Linked DNA regions of Homo sapiens: region 1 is linked to region 2. The links are chromatin contacts, found by Hi-C or POLR2A ChIA-PET in ENCODE. All regions are on one chromosome and are shown on one strand. Each heading gives the region's core, a stretch centred on a gene start or an enhancer-like site at or near the end of the contact. The rest is flanking DNA. Distances are from core to core; before and after follow the strand shown. Region 1 holds the start of TIMP1 (TIMP metallopeptidase inhibitor 1). Region 2 holds the start of ZNF81 (zinc finger protein 81).

Region 1 (2,714 bases), core at 177-2,676, 250 kb after region 2:
AGATCAGGAGTACTAAGGGGCAGGGGTTAAAATTTTAAACAGGATGGCCAGGGAAGGCCATCCTGAGAAGGTGACGTTTGAGGCAGCCACCCATGTGGATACCTGGGGGGAAAGTGTACCAGGCAGAGGGAGCAGCCAGCATGCAGATCCTGTGGTGGGCTTGGGCACAGAGTACTCAAGGAAGTGTGAGGATGCCAGTGTGGCTAAAGCAGAGGAAGTGCAGGGGCGAGTGGAATCATTCTAGAGGTAAGTGCCATGGTGAGCCCCACTGGACTGAAAGGGAAACCAAGGCAGAGTGTGTGGGCTGAGTGGGGTGAGGACTCACCGAGGTCGGAATTGCAGAAGGCCGTCTGTGGGTGGGGTGGGACACAGGTGCAGGCCCTGCTGGGGGCTATCAGCCACAGCAACAACAGGATGCCAGAAGCCAGGGGCTCAAAGGGGGCCATGGTGGGTTCTGTGGGGAAGGGGGATGTCAGGCAGGCCCCGGCCCAGCTGATCTGCTGACCTGGGCAGGTCATCCACCCCATCTTGCCCCGGGGCAGCCTATGGGGGGGATTAGGGGGCTGGATTTGGGCTTGAGGGGTTGGTAAGCTTAGGGATTTTAAGGGGATTGGGGAGCGCAGAGGAATTTAGGGTTTAGAGAGTTGGGAGAGTTTAAATTATTGAGGGACTGAGTGAGTTGCGGGGTTATGGGGTTGTGGCACTTGGGGGAGAAGGGGGCTGAGGAAGTTTGAGGAATGAGGGGATTGGGGAATTCTGGAGGTTGAGGAGTTTGGGGGTGAGGAATTTGGGATTGGGGGCTGGAGGAGTTTGGAGACGGCAGAGTTTAGGGGTTGTGTATATTAAGAGATATAAGAGGCTGGGGGAATTTAGGGAGGTTGAGGAATTTGGAGGAGGTTGGGGGTTTAGGGAGCTGGGGGAGTTTGGAGGTTGAAGGGGTTGGGGGAATTTGGGGGCTTAAGGCAATGGGGATACTTGAGGAATTTGAGGGCAAAAGAAGTTTGGGAGCTGGGGAACTGGGGATTGGGGAGCTGGGGGAGTTTAGGGAGCTGCAGGGGTTAGCGGTGGGTATTTAGGGGGCGATGAGGGAAATTTCGGGATGAAGGAATTTGCGGGGGGATTTGGAAAGCATTTGTGATATTAGGGGGTCATGGGTTTGGGGGAATTGGGGGCGGATGTCAGGGGTTCTAGGGAGTTTGGAGCCTCGGGGTTGGGAAAGCAGTTCCAGCCTCCGACCCTCTTCCCCCTAGACTAGCCCAGGGTCCTGGTACCCGCAGGCCAAGCTGAGTAGACAGGCATCTGGCACGGGAGTGCACGGGCCTGGTGGCCAGCACCCAAGCTGCAGCCCAGCTCCGGTCCCTGCTGGGCCACCCCGGGCCCTGCTTACCTCTGGTGTCTCTCTGGGCGCTGGATCTGCGGCGATGGCGGCAGGGCCTGAGCGCTAGAGGATAAATGTCCACGCTAGGGGCGGGGGTGGCAGCGGGTGCGGAAACCACAGGCCTCCAGGCTTCCTGGATGCATTACTCATCCACCCACCATCAGTGCAGAAGCCAAGGGGCGGGCCGACGAAAGGAGATACACCCTCCTCCTCTCCCACCCGCCTCCTCTCCCTCTCCCTGGGCCTCGCCCGGGCCAGCCACCTCCCCCACCTCCACGTCAGTCACTATTCCTTCCAAGCCGCCTCAGCGGAGAGCTTAGAGGCCGCATTTCCCCCGGCCCAGTCCCCTAAAGTCTCCAGAATCTATCCAATCACCCACATCCCCCAAGCTCCCTATGACTCAAACCCAAATTAGTTCAGCCCTTCAACATTTATTGTGCATCTACTGTGTGCCAAGCACACAAAAATCCCTTGTTTTGTATGTCTGACATGCTGGTGAGGGGTGGCAGAGAGGAAACAAATTAAGTAGCAGCAGTGGAGGGAGATAAGGCAGGTGAAAGGGGAGGAATACAAAATGGGGAAACTGAGGCACGGAGTGGTTAAGTGACTTACCCAGGATCACAGAGTCAATACATGGCAGAACTGAGACTGGAACTCAGGTGGCCAGGAGCCAAAGCCAGGGTCTCAAATAACACAGGCAAATAGCCGGCATTTATACAGCACCTACTGTATACCAGGCACTCAGCATAGTTTATCTCACTCAAAGCTCACAACAAATCTCTGAGATGGGTACCGGTTCTTATTCCCGTTTTACGGATGAGGAAATATGGGGCGTAGAGGAACTGTAGAATTTTCCTAAGATCACAGGGCATGGCCGGGATTCAAACAGAGGCTACCTGGCACCAGGGTTGTAACTCAGGAGTGGCACCGTCCTAGCAAGCAGGGAATGGTGCGGGTGAATGAATGAGCATTGGGAAGGGGGTGGCCATGAATGATGGTGAAAGAAGCAAGTGAGTGGGTCAGTAGAAAACTAATCCCCACCCCATCCTGCCCTGCCCCCTCCCCATGGACCTGTACCCCTGGTGGGGGGTGGGGTGGGGCAATCCTTGCCCACCAGCTTTCTGACAATGCAGGAACCTTCCCTGGGGTTCTGATTAACATCCTTAATTCGAGGAGGATAGATCAATAATAATAATTGTAGTGATGATGGCAGCCACTTATTGAGCACTTTCTGTGTACTATGTGCTAAAGTGTTTGTATAAATTATCTCATTCACTCACCATACTCCCTTGCTAATTAAGTTTGATTAACTCAGGGATGATAGCCCAATAACAAG
Region 2 (2,700 bases), core at 108-2,607:
GTATATGACATGATTGCTCATGCAGAAAATCCAAGGAATCTGCCAAAAAAGGTGTAAAACCTAATAATTGAGCTCAGCAAGATTGCAGGATACAAGACCAACAGACAAAACTCAATTGTATTCCTATATATAAGCAACAATTTAAAAGATAACACCATTTATGACCACTCCAAAACAATTAAATACTTAGGTATAAATTGAATAAGACATGTACAGAACTTGGGTGATGAAAATTAAAATACACCATTTATAGAAATTTTAAAAGATCTAAATAAATAGAGAGACATACTATGTATATGGATTGGAAGACTTGGCACAGTTAAGACTTAACTTCTTCCCGAGTTGGTATACAGGTTTAATGCAATTCCTATCAAAATCCAAGCAAGATGCTTTGTAGATAGAGACAAGATTTTCTAAAATGCATATAGGAAAGGCAAGGGAACCAGAGGCATTAAAACAATTTTGAAAAAGAATAAAGTGAGAGGAATCACTCTATCCAATTCAAGACAGCAAGGTAGTACTGGCAGAGGGATAGACACATAGACAATGAACTGAATAGCAAACCCAGAAAGAGCCCACACACAAGTATGGCCAACTTATTTTTGACAATGGTGAAAGACAAGTCAATGGAGGAAAGATAGTCTTTTCAACAAATGGTGCTTCAGTCTGGACATCCATAAGCAAATTAATGCACCTCGACCTAAGTCTCATACTTTATACAAAAAGTAACTCACAGAGGATCACAGACAGCAGTAAGGAGACACAGACAAATCACCATCACAGTGGAGAATTTCTCTCTCCTCGAAGTAATAGAAGAAGCAGACAAAAAAGGATAGATTTTCTATGACACAATTGACGACTAAATAATTAAATATTATTTTCAAGTTATATATAGAACGTTTCTAAAAATTCACCACGGACTAGGCCATAAGTCTCCTTATATTTCAAGGAATGAGCTTCACGTAGATATTTTTCTAACACAGAAAACTAAGGTTAGAGATCCATTACAGAGATAAACTTTTGCACACTGAAACCCCACTTTTGAATAACTCCCGGGTAAAAGACAAATGAATACAAGTTAACACTCTTAAAAAACATAATGCTCCAAACCCAATGGGGCTTAGAATGAACTTTAAGACCTTAACGGTGATGTTAGAAAAGAGAAAAGCCTGCAAAATGATGAGTGAATCATCCAACTCAAGTTAGATAAACGATTCCATCACTGGCCACACAGAATCGCCCAGCACTCACCCTCCCCGGCCCCCCATCACCTCCACATCCCTGGGCACTGAACGTCGAATCCTCCTGACAACTATCAAACCCCGGCTGAGAACCGGCGAGAACCGCAGCCGCTTCCGGTCACTACCCCTAGCACCGCCCTTTTTCGGGGTTTGGGACTTCACATGAATGAGGGAAGCGGAGGTTCCGCGCGTGCGCAAAACCACCTTTGAAGCTGCTGTTAGCCAGGAGTCAACATGGAGAAGTTACGGAAGTGGGTGCTTTGGGACGTTCGGTACCCCTCGGCGGCGTGGTCAGGTGGGGAACATGGCCGCGCCCACGTCGCGCTTCCCCATGGGATACACCATGTTGGAGGAGTGTCCATCCGTATTGAGGATGAGGACACCTCTGAACTCACAGAGCAGGCTGTGAGTTTAGAGCTGTCTGCTCTAAACTCAGGTGGAGCTGTCCCGCTGGTGGCAGGGAGCACGGGTGGGGACGTTTCTCTGGGCGGGCTAACTGGAGGAGGGGGTCTTTGGACCTGTAGTCTATGGATCTGTGTGATACCGCTCCGAGAAACTGAAGGGCCTCTTGGAAAGAATCAGGGGCGGCCGCGGCTATCTCCTGGCAGATACCACAGGATGAGAAGCGGGGAGATGTCAGGCTGGTTACAGGCTTCTCCTAGGACATACCACAAGGGGAGGAGGAGGAGGAGAAATCATGGTTATGCAAGCCCTCCTAGGATATGCCATGAGGTGGGAAAAAGGGAGAACTCAGAGTGCTGGGTTCCCCTCCTGCTGTGCCTGTGGGGCTTGGATGCGAGGTTTGAATGCTGCAGCAATTTACCTTATCTCCCACTCCATCTACCCCAGCTAAAAAGGGACTACGTAGTACCAATACTAATAATTTTTAATGTGTCCTTAGTCCAATGCAATATGTCAATAAAAATCTTTAGGAAACTTTATTATTTTTATTTCCTCATGAAGTAAAATATATGTGGTCATGGTGCCCTTACTTTGGAAATGTAGCTTTAATACAAGGCTCTGCTTCTACCCTTCAACCAGTTTGCTGCTCCATATCACCTCCAATGTGTAAATTCTGGAGATGCCCCTGCCCTCTGGGAGATGTCACTGGAGCAGAAGGGGAAGAAGTCGTGCAGTCCTTCACCTAAGAATGCCTATTCATCCTTCAAAATCAAGTTCAAATATCTCCTCCTCCAGAGAATCCTGACAGAGCTAGAAGCCTGTGTGCCCTCCTGAAAGCCTTTCTGAATCCTCAGGTGAAAAAAATATTTTGAGAGGACCTGGTGTAGGCTGAAGTGTGGACTTGCTGGGGGCTCTCAATCCAGTCTTATCCCCTCTGGCCCTCGGTTTAACAATCTCGAAGGTTAGAGGTGTCCTAGTCCAATTAGCCTCAAACTAATTTTTAGTCTGACAGATCCAGCAATCAATAAGGGAGACTGCACACCAGGGGCACCATGGG

Evidence for each region. A loop is a pair of places that touch in the nucleus more often than their neighbours do. ChIA-PET counts read pairs that join two places held with the same protein, here RNA polymerase II (POLR2A). Pooled maps may share reads with other maps.
Region 1: a loop to region 2 is called in a map with no recorded cell type, with 14 times the contacts of the local background. The contact joins the promoter of TIMP1 here to the promoter of ZNF81 in region 2. A Hi-C loop is called at or near these places in 3 of 37 single-sample maps with no recorded cell type and 6 of 50 pooled maps. POLR2A ChIA-PET finds 5 or more read pairs at or near these places in 1 of 52 experiments (OCI-LY7).

The regions. Positions count from the first base shown.
Region 1 is chrX:47,581,148-47,583,861 of GRCh38, reverse strand. TIMP1 (TIMP metallopeptidase inhibitor 1) reads right to left here and starts at 1,426. Exons shown (of 6, transcript NM_003254.3): 1 at 1,388-1,426; 2 at 326-454. The coding sequence starts at 446. The region is part of intron 5 of SYN1 (synapsin I); the gene reads left to right. RefSeq lists silencers at 1,469-1,568, 1,629-1,778.
Region 2 is chrX:47,835,559-47,838,258 of GRCh38, reverse strand. It overlaps ZNF81 (zinc finger protein 81), which reads right to left and starts at 1,357. Exons shown (of 5, transcript NM_007137.5): 1 at 1,272-1,357. RefSeq lists an enhancer at 1,230-1,609.